2 separate regions of the Homo sapiens genome follow, and region 2 is linked to region 1. A link is a contact called in ENCODE Hi-C or POLR2A ChIA-PET data. All regions are on one chromosome and are shown on one strand. The core of a region is the stretch at or near the end of the contact, and the rest is flanking DNA. Distances in the headings are between cores, read along the strand shown. Region 1 overlaps ARHGAP26 (Rho GTPase activating protein 26). Region 2 overlaps NR3C1 (nuclear receptor subfamily 3 group C member 1).

What was found. A loop is a pair of places that touch in the nucleus more often than their neighbours do. ChIA-PET counts read pairs that join two places held with the same protein, here RNA polymerase II (POLR2A). Pooled maps may share reads with other maps.
Region 2: a loop to region 1 is called in a pooled map, with 3 times the contacts of the local background. The contact joins two enhancer-like sites. A Hi-C loop is called at or near these places in 1 of 168 maps with a recorded cell type or tissue (naive thymus-derived CD4-positive, alpha-beta T cell), 21 of 37 single-sample maps with no recorded cell type and 10 of 50 pooled maps. POLR2A ChIA-PET finds 5 or more read pairs at or near these places in 7 of 52 experiments (GM10248, GM12878, MCF 10A and 3 more).

What each region holds. Positions count from the first base shown.
Region 1 is chr5:143,212,373-143,219,276 of GRCh38, forward strand. It overlaps ARHGAP26 (Rho GTPase activating protein 26), which reads left to right. Exons shown (of 23, transcript NM_001135608.3): 22 at 1,625-1,716. It overlaps LOC124901099 (a long non-coding RNA gene), which reads right to left. Exons shown (of 2, transcript XR_007058981.1): 1 at 5,392-6,904; 2 at 2,065-2,227. Among named protein-coding and RNA genes, the nearest start is that of ARHGAP26-IT1, 23 kb to the left of the region's middle. RefSeq lists enhancers at 1,412-1,461, 2,041-2,589, 2,590-3,138, 5,355-5,454 and a silencer at 4,715-4,814. Within about 2 kb of position 4,824, at least 2 of the 41 ENCODE cell types and tissues checked have a DNase peak (open chromatin) inside an H3K27ac peak, as active enhancers do.
Region 2 is chr5:143,349,194-143,356,097 of GRCh38, forward strand. The region is part of intron 2 of NR3C1 (nuclear receptor subfamily 3 group C member 1); the gene reads right to left. Among named protein-coding and RNA genes, the nearest start is that of NR3C1, 51 kb to the right of the region's middle. RefSeq lists enhancers at 279-338, 1,623-1,722, 1,793-1,852, 3,625-3,694, 4,905-4,984. Within about 2 kb of position 1,903, at least 5 of the 41 ENCODE cell types and tissues checked have a DNase peak (open chromatin) inside an H3K27ac peak, as active enhancers do.

The DNA of each region.
Region 1 (6,904 bases), core at 3,574-6,073:
TGCCTCTTATATTCCTCCCTGGAAAGTTGCACATAGGATGTTTGGTCCTTGCTGGCCAATACATAGACTCGGTTTCTTTGGCTCACAGGCAGTGCCCCTTGTCCTGAACTTTATTCTGTCATCATAATTAGCCAGGAAGAGCTGTTTTCCTGTTGGAGCTGGTGAATACTAAGGACTCTTCTTTCCTTTGTTCCCAGGGGTCCCACTTCATTTTCCCCCACTTTCCCAATGTTTTCCCACCTGGCCATCATCTCTTGGCTCCTAGAAAACCAGAGGGAACAACAGTAAACTATGGCCCAGCAATAAATTCGAGATAACCATTTACTCTGATCACTCTGCACGATGGAGACCATGTGGCTCACAAAGCCTGAAATATTTACCACCCGGCCCTTTGCAGAGAAAGTTTGCCACCTTCTGCTCTAGAACAGTGGTTCTCAACCCTCACTGCACGTTGGAATTACTTGGAGAGCTTTTTTAAAATACTGATGCCTGGCCGGGCGCGGTGGCTCACGCCTGTAATCCCAGCACTTTGGGAGGCTGAGGCAGGCGGATCACGAGGTCAGGAGATTGAGACCATCCTGGCTAACACGGTGAAACCCTGTCTCTACTAAAAATACAATAAATTAGCCAGGCTTGGTAGCAGGCGCCTGTAGTCCCAGCTACTCGGGAGGCTGAGGCAGGAGAATGGCGTGAACCCAGGAGGCGGAGCTTGCAGTGAGCCGAGATCGCACCACTGCACTCCAGCCTGGGCGACAGAGCAAGACTCCGTCTAAACAAACAAACAAAAACTACTGATGCCTGTATAATATCTGCATATCTGGGTAGAACCTAGACATCTGCATTTTCTAAATGCTCCCCAGGTGTTTCGGATGCACAGTGAGAGTGATTGTAAACATTCAACGGACATGAGAAAAGCAAAAACAAACCAAAAAAAATGCCTCATGTCCCCTCTCCCTTCTTCCTCCTCCCCACACTCCCCATACAGGTGCACGTGTGTGCTCATGCACACACATGTGTAATTGCCCTCATGCACCTTGTCTATTCCCTCCCCTGGGGGTTGGAGAGCTCCAGCTCTGGAATCCTGTCTCACCAGCAAGACCCAGTCTAGTAAGAAATCAGGAACATCTGGGAGAGCTCATGTCCGCCCGTGGCCTGGAACTGAAACTTGGCTTTGCTGGAATTTCTTCTTTTTGACTCACTGAGCATTGCCAGCTTTCAACAGGTTCTGTTGGGAGTGTGTTCCCCAGAGCAGCTTGGAACTTCTTTCCTGCCCCTGCTTCCCTCCCTTCCCCCAAGGCACTCCTGCTCCAAAAATGGGGCCCAGCCTGCCCTCCCGCTGTTTGGCTGTTGTAACTCCCAGGTAAAGTTTTAACATGGCACAAGGTGACCCCACAAAAAGTGTAGTTTCTTGAAGCTTATGGCTTTTCTCTGAATATTTCTCATTTTTCTCCTGTGATCTTTGCAGCTTTCCCACCTCATGTCTTGCCATCTGGCTGCCTTGCCAGGCACTTCCCACGAGAGGGGACTAGGTAGCTTACAGGGAAAGGGAAGAAGAGAGATGAAATGTCTGGGGCTTTCTAAGGGTTTTTTCAAAAATGTTAAATAAACTCCTGTTTTCACACAGCACACCGTTCCGGAAGGCAAAAGCCTTGTATGCCTGCAAAGCTGAACATGACTCAGAACTTTCGTTCACAGCAGGCACGGTCTTCGATAACGGTGAGTTTCTCATCCCCTCACAAAGATATGGGCGGGGGGCGGGGGCAAGGGGAGCACATAAATAACTGGCATTTTCAAAGCTCCTCCCGAGGGAAAATCTCAATACAATGGGTAAGAAAAAAAGTGTGTGTGCGTCTGTGTGTGTTGGTTTCTGTGTCTTTTCCCAAAATAAAATAGCAGCAGCAGGACTTCCGGAGACATTGTGAAGAGTGGACTAGTGTAATCAGCTCCATGTTGAGTTGTTACCACTGTAAATGAGATTGTGCCTGCAAAAGACCCAGCCCAGGACCTGGAAGTGGCTTTAAGAGATCATACACATCACATGTTTAAAATGGTACTCAACATGTATTAAGCATTCACTAAATTAATATTTTTATTATTAAAACCATCATCATCATTGTATCCATCTTCGAAAAAGGCCCTGATGCTCTCATAGTTCACAGTGACAGTTTTTCCTCACTTTTGTCTGGGCAGTGGGTGCTGCACCTGATTCCGTGGGTCCTGGCTGCATCTGTAAACACATTCCAGGCCAGAGCAGAGATGAGTTCCTGGGGACCAGCCCTTGACTGTAGTCACGTCCACAGGGGCTGCCATTGTGTGTGCCCAGCCCCTGCATTCAGCATAGCAGAGATATCCATCAGGTACAGGTAGACAAAAGGGGGAACAAGGCACAGAACATGAGGGTCTCTCCCAGGTCACACTCAACCCTTGGCCTTCTGGGTCAGCAGGAGTGGGAGGGATTACCCCAGAACTGCATGTGGGCGTCTGAGTCTGCATTCCCTTTTATCGTTCTCAAAGCCTCAAGCACTGTCCTTAAGCCTTTGCTCCATTAACTTTCATCTAGGCCCTTTATAAATCAAAATGCACGAACAGCCAGCCCAGCCACCTCTCCTGTCCACAGCTGGTGCTTGCAGGCCCCAGCAGACTGCAGGTGCAGTGGGTCTGCTGAAGGCTGTCCAAAGCCATTTCACTGGTGAGTGTCCCCCACACAGGCCCAGGCGGCGGAGTCCTGGCCCTGCCGTAACATGACACGGCCCTTGCAGAAGACAAACCAGAATGGGCTGCGTTGCTTGGGCTTCTGCCCCCCTGCTTTGTCAGCAAGGAAGGGGCTTCTGCCTATAGAAGAGCAGGATTTGAGAGATTCCTACATTGACAGGTGAATCCAGGGCTTAAAGGTCTGTCCTCTAAGTCCCAATTCACTGCTCATATGGGCAGGGGATCATCATGTTTCTAACAACCATTCCCTCTGACAACACAAAGGACTCCTGATCTCAGGGGCAGAATTGTTTTAAACTATCAAAAGTTATGTATATGCTTCTGTCTTCTTTTTGATTCCTTTTGGTGAGTGCAGCCTTCTTCCATTTTTTAACGGTTTATTAAGATAGCCATACAACATACAATTTACCCATTTAAAATGTACAATTCAATGGTTTTTAGTATATTCAGAGTTGTGCAACCATTGCCACTATATAATTCCAGAATATTTTCATCACCCCCAAAAGAAACCCCATACCTTTTAGCAGTCATGCCCCACTTACCACAACCCATTTCCATCCAGCCCAAGGCAACCACTCTTCTACTTTGTCTCTCTAGATTTGCCTGCTCCGGACATTTCATACAAATGGAATTATATAGTATGTGATCTTTGAAACTGGATTCTTTAGTTTGCATAATGTTTTCAAGGTTCATCCACATTGTAGCATGTCAGAACCTTCTTCCTTTTTATGTGCGATGGTATGGATATAGCACATTTTATGTAAGCTTATTCATCAGTAGATGGGCACGTTGTTTCCTCTTTTTGGCTGCTTGAATAATGCTGCTGTGAACATGTGTGTAGGTTTTTGTGAGGGCGTAGGTTTCCAGTTCTCTTGGGGATATACCTAGGAGTGGGATTGCAGGGTCATATTAATTCCGTGTTTAAGTGTTTGAGGAAATGCCGAACTGTTTCACAAAGAAGTTGCACCATTTTACCATTTTATGTTCCTACCTTCTTTCATTTTTAAGTCTTTCTGCAGTAGCTTAAATAGTTAAGCATAAAGGGGGAAAAAGGAAGAGAAGCCTGGATGATTGTTAACTGCCAAGTCCTTTTTTTCCCCAGCAGAGTGTCCTTCAGCTTCCACAGCCATCTTCACTGCCACACCGAAGCTCCGGGCACCTCCACCTCTCACCTGGGCACTTCCACTGGCCGCCTGACACATCTTCTCACATCTGCTCTTGCTGCCATAACCCCCTCTTTACAGAGCAGCGAGAGTGATCTTTGAAAAACGGAAATGGCATTAAAGCCCTTCAGTGGCCTCCCATTGCTCTGAGAATTACTTACAAGGCCCTCCAGGGCCCAGTTCCTGCCCCTCTGACCTCACGCCCTCACTTGACATACTACAGCCTCATGCCTTCTTCATGTTCTCAAGCAAGGTCGGCAAACTATGACCTGCCCGTCAAATCCAACCTGCCACCTGTCACCTAACAATTCTGTAACTGCTCCCACATACAACATGGTCGTCATCATAAATCCTATAGGTATTGTTGAGAGCAGGAGGAAAGTTTGGTTGAGTGAGTGAGAGACCTTACCCAAGCCTTCCTGTGGTCTCTAGGAGTCATGGCAGAGTTCGCTGACACTGGTCTGCTTTTAACCAGCCTTGCCAGTGACCTTTCAAATTCCCTGAGGAGCAAAAGGCCAAATTGAACCTGAAAGAAAACACCTCTCAGTGTTGACTGAGTTGCAGTAGAAAATGGACCTGACAAAACGTTAGTACACTTTCTCAATTGGGTTAGCTCAAAATATGTTATTAGGTCTTTTTTCCAGAGGAAAATGCTTACACAGACCCTCTTCCTCCCCACTCCTTCACCTCTACAGGAGAAAATGAGGCATTACAGAACACTATTATTCTGTCAGGCGGTGGGTGGGGTGGGGGGTCTTTTTCCTTGTTCCATTTCTTGTTAGTTTACTGCTGGGGATATGAGGTAAAGGCTGTTTAATTTGTATGCTGTGTAGTTGTCAGATTAAATGATCAAACCAATCAGAAAGTGCACGTGTGTGTGTGTATGTGTGTCTTTTTGTGTGTTTCAGGATTAAGAAGAATGAATAAGGAAGAGGAAAAGGGAGGGGCCCGTGGAGGGGAAAGTCTGTTGTTTCGTAATGATTAATCTTGAAGCCTTTGGATTCCAGGGGCCCCTACTGTGACTCTGGAGTGGCTGCTGCTGTCAGCTCATGGGCTTTGTGCAGTGGGAAATGGATGTGCAATACGTGCAATACCTAGAAATAATTCCAGTGTCATCCCTGGCCAATCTACTGGGAAACTGTCCATTTCAACAAGAGCACCTCAGACAGTAACTGGAAAGAGAAATAGCTCATATTCTCAGGAACGTTAGTCATCTTGAAGCAGCATGATTCGTGATACCTGGAAAATGCACATGGCAGTCACTAAAATTGGGTTCTAGGGATACTTTTAATAAGATTTGAGAGGAGCTGGATCCATTCATTCCCATGGTACCTAACACAGCACCACTACACAGCAGGCCTGTCCCAAATTTCCTTTGCTGCTGGAGAACATCCTCATGGGGGAGCCCCCAAGCTGCCTAGGAAATGGGTTAACAGGAGGGCACTCAGGGATCTCCTTCAGTTTCTCCAGCCATCTTCGCTGCCACGCCCAAGCCCAGGCCACCTTCACCTCTCACCTGGGCGCTTCCACTGGCCGCCTGACACATCTTGTCACTGGCTTCCACTCTTGCTCCCAGAACCCCTTCTTCACATAGCAGCAAGAGTCATCTTTGAAAATGAAAATCACATCATGTTATTTCCTGCTTAAAATCTATCAGTGGCCTCCCACTGCTCTGAGAATGACTTACAAGGCCCCTAGGGCCTAGTTCCTACCCCTCTGACCTCCTCTCACCCTCACTTGACATACTGCAGCTTTGCAGGCCTTCTTTATGTTCTCAAGTAAGGTCAGCAAACTATGACCTGCCAGTCAAATCCAACCCGCCACCTGTTTTTGTAAATAAAGCTTTACTGGAACACAGACACTCATGCCTTTGTGTCTGCGTGTTATCTGTGGCACTACAGTGGCAGAGTTAAGGAGAGAGACACTCTCACTATGAGGCCCTTTAAGAAATAGATGCACACCACTGTTCTAAAATCATGCCCAGCTTTTTCCCGTCACAGGGCCGTTGTACTTGCACTACCCACTGCTCTAGTCTTTCTCTCTCCTTTTACCACTACCTAAAATTATATGCTTGCTTATTGCTTGATTGTCCTGCCGAGCAAAATCTGGTCTGCTTGTTCTGTGCTATGTGCAAGGACCTAGCATGGTGTCTAGCACGTGGTAGGTGCTCAGTAAACATTTGTTAAATGAGTGAATGTACTTTAATTACCCAGGGGTCTGCACCTCTTTTAGTTAAGACTTCTTTTGGGGACAGTCAGCCATTAGAGACCTTAGTCACACACTTGCTCCCTGTCCATGGTGAGTGAAGGAGGGCAGAAGACATGAGTTGTGTACACAGGGATGTATGGTGTACATGGGTAGAGCCGAGAGAAAGTGGTTGGCAGGAAGCTCACCCATGTCCCCAGCAGCTTATATTTAGTATATGCTGTTGAGCTGAAGAGCCACTCAGGCAGCTTGTGGCAACACCTTTTGTGTTTGTATAGCATGTTGGACACTGGTGCAGTTCAGTGTTGCACATTGGCGCCATTCAGCCCAACAAGCACTTAGCATCTTTGATGTTCAGAGCATTGGGCTAGGCAACAGCAGTAGTAGTTAAGGTGACAGACTCTGGGATCAGATGTCTTGGTCTCTGATTCATTTTCATTGTCTACCAGCTATTAATATTTAATTTTGGCCAAGATGCTTAACTTTTCACAGCCACAGTTTTTCATCAGTAAAGTGAGGATAATAGCAGAACCAACTCCATAGTCATTCTGAAGATGAAAGGAGGAAACTCAGGTGTGAAGTGCGTATTCGCAAAGGGTCTGCCACCTGGCATGTGCTCAACATGTTATCATCCTTATCAGCATGGGTCACACCCTCTGGTTAAATAGAGGCCTGATACAGTGGGAAGGGAGTTGGTCTCTGGAGTCAAACAAGCTGGGTTCAAATTTTGGTTCCAGTATTATGACCATGCACAAATTATTTTACCTCTCTGAGCCTTAATTTTCTCATCTGCAAAATACAGATAATAATAATACAAGCTGGGA
Region 2 (6,904 bases), core at 653-3,152, 130 kb after region 1:
TGCAGGTTTCCCCAAGGATATCATTTTCCTTACAACACTATCTGATGATGGCTGTTCCTTCTCTAACTGCTTCTACCTGAGAGATTCAAGGTTAAGAAGGGTTAGCATCCCCTTCTTCACTGGACAATTGCCTACTCTCTTCATGATGACTCATCATTTCATGTTTGAGATCTATGAGTGGAACAGGCTCATATTTCTATCCCCTAATCCTTCTTACTATAATCTATCTTCTTAGAAGACTTTACCCCTTCTGTTTTGGAATCTGGCTCTCTTCCTCTCCAACTCTGCCATGCATCAGTATCCACTGTTATCAGATAGTGGACTCTATCCACACCCAGGCCTTGGGTTTTTGCTTCAGTTATAGTGGTTTAAAACACAGTATTTCCTAAAACAAACTCTTCTTCTAGGTTTTAACCTGCTGCTTTCCTGCAGCTTTCATAGCCTTGTTTCCTAGTCTTGAAACTTACCCTCTTCCTGTTCTCTTTCTCATTTCTTCATACATCTAACAAATATTTTGAGAGCTTATCATATACTAGGCACTGGGGTATACCACAGTGAAAAACACAAACATGAACCTTTGCTCTCCCAAAACTTTTAGACTAGCAGGAGCTGTAGAGACGAGTACACAGTAGTTGTAATACAATGAGGCAAATGCTAGGATAGGGGACACACCTGGTGCGGTGATGGTACTGAAGAGGGATATCTAACCCAAACGTGGGAGATCAAGAATGGGCCTGCATGACAATGTGATATTCAGCTGGATTTTGGAGGAAGAGGAGAAGTGAAAAGGAGATGAAGGTTAGACGTGAGGTGAAGTATAGGGAACAGCATTATGCAAAGACACAGAGCCAAGAAAGAGGGAAGTAAAGGCAGTTTAGAAAGGTTATACAATAAAAAGCTCACCAAATCATAAAAGACCCTGTAAGCCATGGTAAACCCTTAGACTGTACTCAGGACAGTGAGAACCCTAGGGTGTTCTAAAGAGGGGACTAATCTGATCACATGTTTATGTTTGAAAGCTCTAGCTGCAGTATAGAATATAGATTGAAGATGACAAGGGAGCCAGTCAAGATGATGATGCAGTCATCCAGCTACAAAATTATGGTAGCCTGGCTTAAGGTAGGAGCAGTTAAGAATATAAGTAGAAGGGTTTGCGAGGTATTTATTTAGTCCAATCTATGAGGCCTAATGACTGAAATTATGTGCACAGAGAGGGGAAAAGGGTAGTTAGGGATTATGTCCAGATTTCTGCTTTGGGGTTGATAGCACCATATATTTCCTGAGATAGGGACTACAGGAGAAAGAGGAAGCAGGCCTTAGAATAAGTCAATGAATTATTCTGGACATGTTGTGTTTGAGAGACCTATAACTCATCCAAGAAAAGATACCCAGTTAGATAGTTGGAAATATGGGTCAGGAGGCAAAGAGATACATCTGAGCTGGAGATACAGTAGATATGGCTGTCCTTTGCATAAGGACAAATGGTAACTGAAGCAACAGAAAAGGATGGGATCACTTAGAGAAGGAGAAAATGAGAAGAGGGCCTAGCACAAAGCTCTGAGAAACTCTGAAAGAAGAACTTGCCAAGAGGCTAGAGAAGTAGAAGGAGGAAAACTAGAAACAGAATTGTGTCACAGAAACCACTGGCAGATGCCTTTACAAACAGGATCCTGGTGTCTAGCACAGGGCTGGTGCCAACAGTAGGTTACTGGAAAGTGCCCACTGAATTTAAGGACAAGCAGGTCACTGATAACCTTGGAAAGGTCAATGTGAATGGAGTGGAAGCAGAAAACCAGTGATTCTGTAAGGTCAATGAATTGCCTCATACTTTCCAAATGACTCCCACATCTATCCTTTTATTTCCTTCCCTACTGCTACCACTCCAGTTAATGCTTTTACTACTTCTTGCCAGACCTTTAGTAATGACTCATATAACTGCCTTCGTATGTAGTCTCTCTTCGAGAACTGTCTCCCCAAACAAAACAAAGCAACATACAGCTCATCCTATGTACAACTGCCAGAGTAATATTTCTAAGGTACAGCTTAGAACAAGTCAATCCTGGCTTAAAAACATAATGGTTCTCTACTGCCTTCAGAGTAAAACCCAAACCTCTTAGCATGATGTTCAAAGCCTTCCATTATTTGGTCCCAATCTAACTGTCCAGCCATATCGCCCACATTCCAAACACCTATCTTTATAAAAAAATGCTGACTTTAAAAAAATTAAAGCCATTCAAAGAGTCAGGATTATAGACATACAGACAAGAATAATTTTCCTCTTTTGTTGAGGAAAAAAAGATGTGTCCAGGGCTCTCTTCATTTATTCACCAAAATGAACAAACAGCATCTGACAGAACAGAACTGTCATAAAACACAGACAATTGTCCCTTTTGTGTTGTGGCATGAAACACATGGCTTACAGAGAAAAAAAATGGTGTTTTAGCATTTAATAACACATTTGATCAATATTAATCTGTTACAGAAAACATTTCTACTCTATTATTAGCTAACTTATTTTATATTCTCAGCTAAGTAAAATGACAAAAAATTTATAAAGATATAACTTTCTTTATAAAGGTTCTCCCCAGCAATCCTGTAGAAGCTATCCGATGGTTCCTAATTGAAAGATGGTAGTTTTTACATACTTCACTAACCTAGCAAGTGTGATAGCTTTGCACCTATACTACAAGCTAGTTGGGAAATAATTATATAGGTAAAAAGCCATTTTAGGCTTTCAGACCAATTTTAATCCAAACAGATGAGAGAGACCTATAACAAATTTAAGAGAAGATGTTCTAAAGATGACCTAATAATAGATGAAGAGAGTTTTGTTATATAATTTTAGGGGTAGCTTAATCCCTTCACAACATTCCTAGTCATTTAACTTTTCTGGGGTGGCTTTCTAATATTTTATACAATCACACACATGCACAAACACACACATGCATGCACACACAATGCGGTATGCTGATGACAAAATATGCTTAGCAAAAACTTTGTCCTTCTATAATTTGGTCTGCTTGTCTTGGTACTACATTGTAATATGGGGTAAGTGGTTGTAAAGTGATCCTAGGATTGATCATAAGAAGATTACTGTGTACTTTATAAATTCTATATCCCAAAGAAATAACAGCTATTAAAAGTATTCTTACTGAGATTGGTATAATGAGTTTTCATATTATGAACTGCAAGAATTGGCTATCTCAGACATATTTTCTTGGTTTATATCCTTCCCTAATTATAATTTATCATGTTCTTCAGTTAGAGAAAAACATTTTCATCCATATTACTGAACTCTCAACATATTCTACGTTTTTTTTATATGCTGGGTTTTTTACTTGCAAAATAATATTAATACAGGCATACCTCTGAGATATTTCAGGTTCGGTTCTAGACCACAATAAAGTGAATATTGCAACAAAGCAAGTCAGACGAATTTTTTGGTTTCCCACTACATATAAAAGTTATATTTATACTATACTGTAGTCTATTAAGTGTGCAATAGCATTGTGTCTTTAAAAATGTATTTACCTTAATCTTAAAATATTGCTTAAAAATGCTAACAATCATTTGAACTTTCAGTGAGTTGTAATCTTTTTCCTTGTGGAGGGTCTTGCTTCAGTGTTGATGCCTGCTGACTGATCAGAGAGGTGGTTGCTGAAGGTGGGGTGGCTGTGGCAATTTCTTAAAGTAGACAACAATGAAGTTTCACTTTTCTTTTCATAAAAGATTTCTTTGTAGCACGAGATGCTGTTTGATAGCATTTTACCCACAGTAGAAACTCTTTCAAAACTGGAATGAATCCACTCAAACCATGCTGCTGCTTTACCAATTAAGTTTATGTAATACTCTAAATCCTTTGTTGTTATTTCAACAAGGTTCACAGAATCTTCACCAGGAGTAGATTCCATCTCAAGAAAAAAATTTATTTGCTCATTTGTCCATAAGAAGCAACTCCTCATCCATTCACGTTTTCTCATGAGATTGCAGCAATTCCGTCACATTTTCGGGCTCCACTTCTAATTCTAGTTCTCTTGCTGTTTCTACCACATCTGCAGTGACTTCCTAAACTGAAGTGTTGAACCCCTCAAATTCATCTATAACTGTTGGAATCAACTTCTTTCAAACTGCTACTAATGTTGATCCTTTGACCTCCTCCTGCGAATCACAAATTCTTAATAGCATCTAGAATGGCCAATCCTTTTCAGAAGGTTTTTGATTTACTTTGCCCAGGTCCACCAGAGCAATCACTGTCTATAGCAGCTATAGCCTTACAAAATGTACTGATTTGAAACTTGAAATCACTCCCTGATTCATGGGCTACAAATGGATGATGTGTTGGCAGGCATGAGAACAACATCCATCTTGTTGTACAATTCCATTAGAGCTCTTGGGTGAGCCCAGGTGCACTGTCAATGAACAGCAATATTTTGAAAGTAATCATTTTTTTCTGAGCAGTTGAACAGGTCTTTACAGTGGCCTTAAAATATTCAGTGAAGCATACTATAAACAGATGTGCTGTCATCCAGGCTTTGTTGTTTCATTTCTAGAGTACAAGCAGAGTAGATTAAGCATAAGTCTTAAGGGTCTTCGGATTTTTGGAGTGGTAAATGAGACCTGGCTTCAACTTAAAGTCACCAACTACATTAGCCCCTAACAAGAATGTCAGCCTGTCCTCTGAAGCCAGACATTGACTCCTTTCTAGCTATGAAAGTCCTAGATGGCATCTTCTTCCAACAAAAGGCTTTTTCATCTACATGGAAAATCTATTATTTAGTAATCTTAGCTAGATCTTCTACATAACTTGCTGCAGTTTCTGTATCAGCACTTGCTGCTTCACCTTACACTTTTATGTTACAGCGCTGGCTTCTTTCCCTAAACCTCATCAACCGACCTCTGCTAGCTTCCAATTTTTCTTCTGCAGCTTTCTCACCTCTCACAGCCTTCATAGAATTGAAGAGAGTTAAGCTTTGGCTTAAAGGAATGTTGTGAATGGTTTGATCTTCTGTCCAGACCACTAAAACTTTCTTCGTATCAGCAAGAAGGCTGTTTCACTTTCTGATCATTCACATGTTTGCTGGAGTAGCACTAGTTATTTCCTTCAAGAGCTTTTCCTTTGCATTCACAATTTAGCTGTTTAGTACAAGAGTCCTTGCTTTTGGCCTGTCTTGGCTTTTGATGTGCCTTCCTCACTAAGTTTAGCCACTTCTAGCTTTTTATTTAAAGTGAGAGACATGCAACTCTTTCACTTCAACACTTAGAGGCCACTGTAGGGTTATTAATTAGCTTAATTTTAATATTATTGTCTCTCAGGGATTTGAGAGTCCCAGGAAGAGGGAGACAGACAGGGAATGGCCAGTTGGAAGAGCAGTCAGATCATGCGCAATATTTATCAATTAAGTACGGTGCCTTATACAGGTGAGGTTTATGGTGCCTGAAAACAATTAAAATAGTAACATCAGGCTGGCACGGTAATCCCAGCACTTTGGGAGGCCAAGGTGAGCGGATCACCTGAGGTCAGGAGTTCGAGACCAGCCTGGCCAACATGGGGAATCCCCATCTCTACTAAAAATACAAAAATTAGCCAGGCGTGGTGGCACACGCCTGTAGGCCCGGCTACTGGGGAGGCTGAGGCAGGAGGATTGCTTGAACCTGGGAGGCAGAGGTTGCTGTGAGCCAAGATTGAACCACTGCACTCCAGCCTGGGTGACAGAGCAAAAGTCCGTCTCAAAAAAAAAAAAAAAAAGAAAAAATCAAAGATCACTGATCACTGGTCGTAACAGATACAAAAATGATGAAAAAGTTTGATATATTGAGAGAATTACCAAAATGTGACACAGAGACACAAAATGAGCACAAGCTGTTGGAAAAATGGCACTGACAGACTCGCTTAATATAGGGTTGCCACAAACCTTCAATTTGTAAGTGAAACAAAACAAAATAAACACGCAATATTTGGGAAGTACAATAAAACAAGGTATGCTTATATCTAAATATGACAGAATACCCCTATAATGGCCACAGCTATTATGTTATCAATTGTTCTTAGAAGCAATACCAGAAACATTTGGAGGGCTTTACTAAAATTCAGATACCCAACCCCAAAATTCTAATTTAGGAAATCTGGTATACAGCCTTGGAATTTGCCAGGTGATTCTTACTTGATACTTAGCCACTTGGGCTGAGGTGGGAGGACAGTCTGAGCCCAGGAGTTCAAGAATACAGTGAGCTAGGATCATGCCACTGTGCTCCAGCCTGGGTGACAGAGCAAGACCCTGTCTTTAAAAAATAATAAATAAATAAATAAATACATCTAATGGGGGAAAAACTCCAAAACTCTTGGTTTCTAAATATCATATAACATTTTCCCCCCAAATAGTGATGGTCAGTAAATTAAATACATTGAAAGTAGGGCAGAGAAACTCCCAAATGTGATCCTAAATAAATCAACATAAGGAGCAAGCCAATTTGAGAAATTCCGTTTAACTATAAAACCACCCTTTAAAAACTTCTCATTATCATGTTAAAGGTATTCAGATTCAATGAAACAGTACTAATAACTTCCAGGCCATTCCTAAAAGATCTTATAAGCCCTAAAAGACCTTATGAAATACTTAATAATTAGTACAGTTGTGCCTTTAATGTTTAAAAGAGGCAGAGACAAACAAGTTAAAAGGCATTTTCCTAACCCTGACTGTGAGTCACAAGCTTGATGCTGCCTGAAGCCAACTGGCATGGTGCCCATTTACAGTAAGTTGTTTACTCCCTGTCTACCAATCACACCACAGAGAAGGAATGCCTAGAGACATAGAGTGTCTTTTCAAGATAGATCAACAGAGAAAGAGGAATTTATAAGTTTATTAAATTGTTACAGATACTGTTTTTAATATTGCTCCAAAATATT